2 separate regions of the Homo sapiens genome follow, and region 1 is linked to region 2. Evidence: read pairs that join two places in POLR2A ChIA-PET (ENCODE). Cell type or tissue: HepG2. All regions are shown on one strand. Links, peaks and the distances in the headings refer to the core of each region. The heading gives the core; the rest is flanking DNA.

Region 1 (2,907 bases), core at 226-2,725, 150 kb before region 2:
TAACCAAATGACCATTTTAAGTTCAAATGAAAGAATATCGTTATTATCCTAGAGGAGTATCTCCAGTGACAAAAATTAGTGAGTTGGCAGACTTCAGAGAGATGTGACAATGTACAAAGAGGGCAGGTCCTTCCTAGGACTAAGCATCTGGGCGTAAAAATTTCTTTATACGACATCAGGTTGGAGCCCAATGGCTCCCCTAAGTCTACTGGAAAAGCCATTGATTTCAAAAGTCAAATGCTGCAGGGCTACAATAGAGGGCAGTAGGACCAGTAATGGACTCAGTCAAGAGGTGTGGATTCTAGTCTCAGCTCTGCCACCAATTTGTTCAATGACCTAACACAGGTCACTCAGTCTCATCCATTTCTTATTTGTTAAATGAAATTGAAAAGCTAGATAATATTTAAAGCTTCTTGTAATATCAACATTCTACAAAGCTTTGATTCTATATACAGATGGGAAAAGAGCAAAAACCTCAAATCAAGCCCTTCCAGTCCATCTTTGATTGAATCTGTTTATTCATTTATTTGAAAAGTACTAAATGAGCTAGCCGTGAGGTGAATGGGTCTTGTTAAGAACGGGCTGAATCAACAGCAGGGAAACTTCCTGTCAGTTATCCTCCTACAATTAGAATTGGGGGAATTTCTCGAAAATAACAAGAGGATTGCCTTTGTGTAAGGAGTATCTGCTGTAAGATGTTAAGGACTCTTCATAAGGGAAAGGTTTCAAGAACCCTCCTAATGCAAAGAACACTGTATTCAAAGGCAGGAACCTGGTTTCCTGTCTAATACATCCCAATCCACTAGCATCTCTTAACTGACACTGAACAAACTGTTTAATTATTTTCAAACGTCTCTTTTATTTCCTCATTTGGTCAAATAAGCCAGCAATTATTTTCAAGCTTGCAGTCAACCTTTAATATTTAGCTCAAATGTGAAACTTCACACCTCTTCCTTGTGGGAAAATTTTGACTTTTCCAAGGCCCTTCCTCGTCTACATTCTCAAAGAATTTTACAAGTTTCTACTGTAGGACTTTCTAGTCTGATTACATTCTGTCTTCCACCAGCAAACTTACAAGTATGGCATGGGCTCCAGGACTAGGACTTTTGAACAAGTTACCTAACCTTTTTTTGCTCCAGTTTTTTCAACTGTTAAATGGAGACGATACCAGTAACTACTTTATAGGGTTGTCGTAATGAATAAGTGGGTTACTACATGGCAACTACTTAGAAGAATGCCAGCTGGTAAGCATTCAATAAATAGTGCCTGCTGTTAAAGTATTGAGTCTACATGTCTTCATACGGTACCTATTTTGTTGTTGTTAGAGAAGAATAAATAATGAAGGGAAGGCACTAATTCTTGCATATACTTACTTCAACCCGCACAACTTTGGGAAACGGCAAGGCAGGAAACAGTATTTACTTCTGGAAATCAGAAAACTAAAGTGCCCAGAAGTTCACTGACATGCTTAAGTATGTATAAATCGAACCCAGGTCCTCCGACTCCCAGCCTAGGGCTCTCGAACAGCCTCTCCTTTCTTCATGGCAAGTTTGCCCTAGGCCTCGGGCCTCCGCTCCACAGGCCCTCCAGGAAGAAAAACGCCCTGCTTCCCGAGGGAGGAGCTGGAATCGACCCGCGGCAGCCGGGCACAGCAGAAACCGCTCACCATGCGCTTCCCGCGGCGCTCCCCGCGGCGCTCCCCTCTCGCACCTTGCAACACTCAGGTCCCTGGGTGCTGCCCTGCGGAAAGGAGTAAGTCCCGGACGCGCCCAGCCGGCGTGACGTCAGCAGTCCGCGCCTCGGCTAATAACCACTACCGTCTCCTCTCTAGGAAGGTGGGAGCGGCTTCCGCTCGGTGGTTCCTTCCCGCACGCAGCTACGGGTTTCGGTGCTGCGCCGGTTAAGCCGGCACCAGAAACAACCTGCGACCCCACCTGGCGTGCGTCTTCCAGCACAGGGAAACGGGATGGAAGTCAGAAGGGTCGACCACAAGGAGCTCTTACTGTGCATCAGTTCATCCTGCAAGTCCGCCACATTTAGCTTCCTATGTTACTGTCCTTTGGGGATTCTCAAGGCTTTTCACAAAACTGGCTTCCACCTTCCTCACACACATCCTCATCTGGAAGAAAACTGACCTCTTCACAGAAACCCCTGACACCTTACTGACCCAGGATCTTTGTTCAGGTGGCCAAAAGAAAAAGTTCTGCAGGCCAGGCGCGGTGGCTCACTCCTGTAATCCCAGCACTTTGGGAGGCCGAGGCGGGCGGATCACCTGAGGTCAGGAGTTCAAGACCAGCCTGCCCAACATGGAGAAACCCTGTCTCTACTAAAAATACAAAAATCAGCCGGGTGTGCTGGTGGGCGCCTGTAATTCCAGCTACTCCGGAGGCTGAGGCGCGAGAATCACTTGAACCTGGGAGGGGGAGGTTGCAGTGAGCAGAGACTGAGCCACTGCACTCCAGCTTGGGTGATAGAGTGAGACTCTGTCTCAAAAACAAAACAAAACAAATCAAACACTGCTTTGGGCTCAAATCCCTGATTCTCAGTGTATGAACTTTGCAACTTTACCTCTCTGTGCCTGCTTCCTCACTTACCAGGTATAATAATGGTACCACAGGGTTGTTGTGAGGATTAAGTGAGGTTAATACGTGTGAATTACTAAGAACATCTAGTATTTTTTAAATCTTCAGTAAATGTTAGGACTATTGTCTGTGTCTCAAATCCCAGCTCCAGTACCTATTGTTCTGCCCTGACTTCACTGACCTTTCAGGGCCTCAAGGTAGCACACCCATCCCTTTCTACAAAACTTCAGATCTTGCTGGCTCTAACTCAGGAAATATTTGCACACATGGGCTCATCTTGACAGGTAAAGTCCAGAGATAAAGGCATGAGTGGAGAGTACCTTAT
Region 2 (2,907 bases), core at 180-2,679:
GGGCAGTGTCCCATCTTTGGGTAACTTCCCTTCCTATAGAACTGTGGGCAGTAAGAAGGATCATTTCCAGTGTAAAGATGAGGGAATGAAGCTCCCAGGGATTGAACGACTTGCCCAAGGTCCTATAGCTAGTGAGTGATTAAAAAGCCTTCTGTGTCTTCAGGAAATCCTAATTCCATCACACCACAGCCTCCCCTTTTCACCTGCTCCATTGATATCTAAAAGCTTCCATATTCTCATCTAACTGCAAAATACAATGCAGTGGAGAACTTCCTTGCAATCCAGCTTTCCACAGAAAGTCTGCACAAGGGGGATGAGAGGGAGAACTTTGCTGAGTCAAGTGTCTTTAGGAAGACAGAAAGAAACAAGTCTTTAAAAGAGCACTAGAAAAAGAATGTTCCTTTTTTCTGTTTACCCATTTCTTAGGATTACTAAGCCTCAAATATGTTTTGTGTTTCCCCCTCCAGATCCCCAGGCTCTGCTTCTAACCCTTGAAGTTTGTTTCATTTCTCCCCTACTAGAATTTAGTTCTGTCCTGTACACAACCATAACCCCAGGACCTAGCACACTACTGGGTTAGTGCTCAATAAATATTTGTTGAATGAATCAATGAATGAATGAGTAACCTTGGGCAAGACTCCGTCCTCTTCTCTGGGCCCCAGGTTCCTCACTGGTAACGGGAGGGATATTGGACTGGTGATTTGAGTCAAATACTCAGGGGCTGTGGAGTCCTGAGAGCCTAGGCGGGACTCGACCGCTACTACCCGGAAGGCCCACTGCCTAGGAGCGGGGACGACACAGTGCTGTCACCACGGCCAGCCTGGTCCAAGCGAGCAGCTACGAGGAGTCAGAGACTGGACCCAAGACAAAGGGGCAGCACTGAACGAGAGAAAGGGGAGGCCCACAACGACCCCTTGGCTGCCGCGCCCATCTCAGCAGCGGGCAGCCGCAGAGGAGCCCTGGCCTCCTGGCTTGCGTCTCCCACACGCTCCCAGAACCCGGCCCGACCCCCCACGCCAGACTGTAGAGCACCCCTCACCGAAAGCGCCAGACCCACATCTTGAACAAAGCGCAGAAGGAACTGCGTCAGCAACTCCCAGCTAACTCCCAGCCTGTCCCTCCGGCCCTTCTAGGCTTCGTGAGGTTTCCACATCTCTGTGCCCGCGGGCTGGAGTCCCCCCGCCCCTCAGAAGCCCCGCGCGGTCGGCCGACGCTCTGGCCCTGCCTCCCTTCCGGGCTTTGCCCTATCATTGGATGGAAGGGCTTGGCGACTTCAGCCAATGTGAGGAGGGCCCTGGAAGTGGTGGAAGCTGGGCAGGGGGCTTGGTTAGGGCGGAAAGAGACCGAGCATCTGGGTGGCCAGGCTGCCAGCCTCAGGCTGAGACTCCCTAAAGTTACACCCCCAGCTCCGGTTGCTGAGCAGAGAGGTCATCTTTCCTTCCACAGATCTGGGTCATTCAGCCTCAAAGCCAGGATCAGCTATGGTTTATTGGCAGCATATGAAAAGACGTTTTGGGTGCCTACTATGTCACTCACTGTTCCAGGCGCTGCGGATACAGTAGTGAAGAAAATGAACTCTCTGCCCCATTGAGTTTACATTCAAGTCAAGGAGACAATGATAAATAAATATGTAGAACGTAGCAGTAAGGGGAGAGAGGGAGTAAGGGGAGAGAGGGAGATAGTGGTGGGACTATTTTACAGATGACAGGGAGGGCAGAGACAGGAAGTGGGCAATTGAAGCATGTGGCTATCTGGGGAAAGAGTATTCCCATAGTGGGCCATTAGGAGCAAAATTCTTTAATCAGGAGTGGGGTGGAGAGGTGCACATTTAGGATCTTGTAGACTATGATAAGGGCTTTGGATTTGCTCTGCATAACAGCTGGAGGGCTTGGGGACAGAGGAACGACATGATCTAACTTTTTTTCCCTTACCACATATTCAAAGACTTGTTAGCTATGAGACATGAAAGAAGCCAAGAAGCCTGTTACTATAAATTCTGTGAATTCTTTGCTGTCTGTCCTTAGCCATTCTAACATAAACCTTGCATGAATTTTGCTCTTTGACTTATATTTTTAGTTTGCTTTGGCTGTCTTGTTGAGAACGGTCTGAAGGTGGGTAAGAGTAGAATCAGGGAGATTAAGAGGCCATTACAATATTCCAGATGAGGACTGATAGTGGCTTGGACAGGCTTAGAAGTGATGCAGGTAGTGAGAAATGGTTCTGCATATATTTTGAAGGCATGGCCTGCATGATTTGCTAATGAATTGAATGTTGGTTACTGATGACTCCATGGTTATTGATCTGAGCAACTAGCATGGGATGGTCTTTTAGAAATCGAGTAGCTTGAAAGGAACAGGTTTAGGGAGAGGGATTAATAGTTTTGTTTTGGATGTGTTAAAGATGCCAATTAAACATCCAAGATGAAATGCCAAACAGGCAGTTGGAATAGGAGTCTGGACTTCCGTGAAGAGATCACAGCTAAAGACATAAATTTGGAAGTTGTCAGGACAGGATGAGACAATCTAGGGAATGATTTATCTAAGAAGGAGTCTGAGAATCAAGCTTTTGAAGTACTTCGTCAATTGACAAATATTCAGTATTTAATATTGTTGAGTACTTAAAGTATACCAGGAGCTTTCTTCTCCATTGGCTCATGTAGGTGGCACAACTCCGCCACATTGTATAGAGATTGAAAAAGAGATTCAGACAAAAGTCCTCCACAAGTTCACACCCTCAGTTGATGTGGGACGTAGAACTCGGGACACTCTCCTGAAGAGCACAAGACTACTGCCACTACATCAAGAAACTTAAAAAGAATAGGCTGGGTGTGGTGGCTCACGCCTGTAATCCCACCACTTTGGGAGGCTGAGGCGGGTGGATCACCTGAGGTCAGGAGTTCGAAACCAG

The links. Peaks named below come from ENCODE experiments on the same cell type or tissue, not always from the same donor. Only the 100,000 strongest peaks of a DNase experiment are listed, where the experiment ranks them.
Region 1: POLR2A ChIA-PET joins it to region 2 with 12 read pairs; 3 of 35 experiments call an interaction of 5 or more read pairs at or near these places.

What each region holds. Positions count from the first base shown.
Region 1 is chr3:44,728,482-44,731,388 of GRCh38, reverse strand. It overlaps ZNF501 (zinc finger protein 501), which reads right to left and starts at 1,754. Exons shown (of 3, transcript NM_001258280.2): 1 at 1,374-1,754. It overlaps LOC105377056 (a long non-coding RNA gene), which reads left to right and starts at 1,863. Exons shown (of 3, transcript XR_940788.4): 1 at 1,863-2,597. RefSeq lists an enhancer at 1,874-1,943. In HepG2, for the core only: no CTCF peak of the experiment used is centred there; a DNase peak (open chromatin) is centred at 1,758; H3K4me3 peaks cover 1,504 bases.
Region 2 is chr3:44,583,140-44,586,046 of GRCh38, reverse strand. ZNF660-ZNF197 (ZNF660-ZNF197 readthrough) reads right to left here and starts at 1,083. Exons shown (of 8, transcript NR_147692.2): 1 at 1,040-1,083. ZNF660 (zinc finger protein 660) reads right to left here and starts at 1,083. Exons shown (of 3, transcript NM_173658.4): 1 at 1,040-1,083. All of the region lies in intron 2 of ZKSCAN7-AS1 (ZKSCAN7 ZNF cluster antisense RNA 1), which reads left to right. It also overlaps a transcript of ZKSCAN7 not described here. In HepG2, for the core only: no CTCF peak of the experiment used is centred there; a DNase peak (open chromatin) is centred at 1,216; H3K4me3 peaks cover 1,519 bases.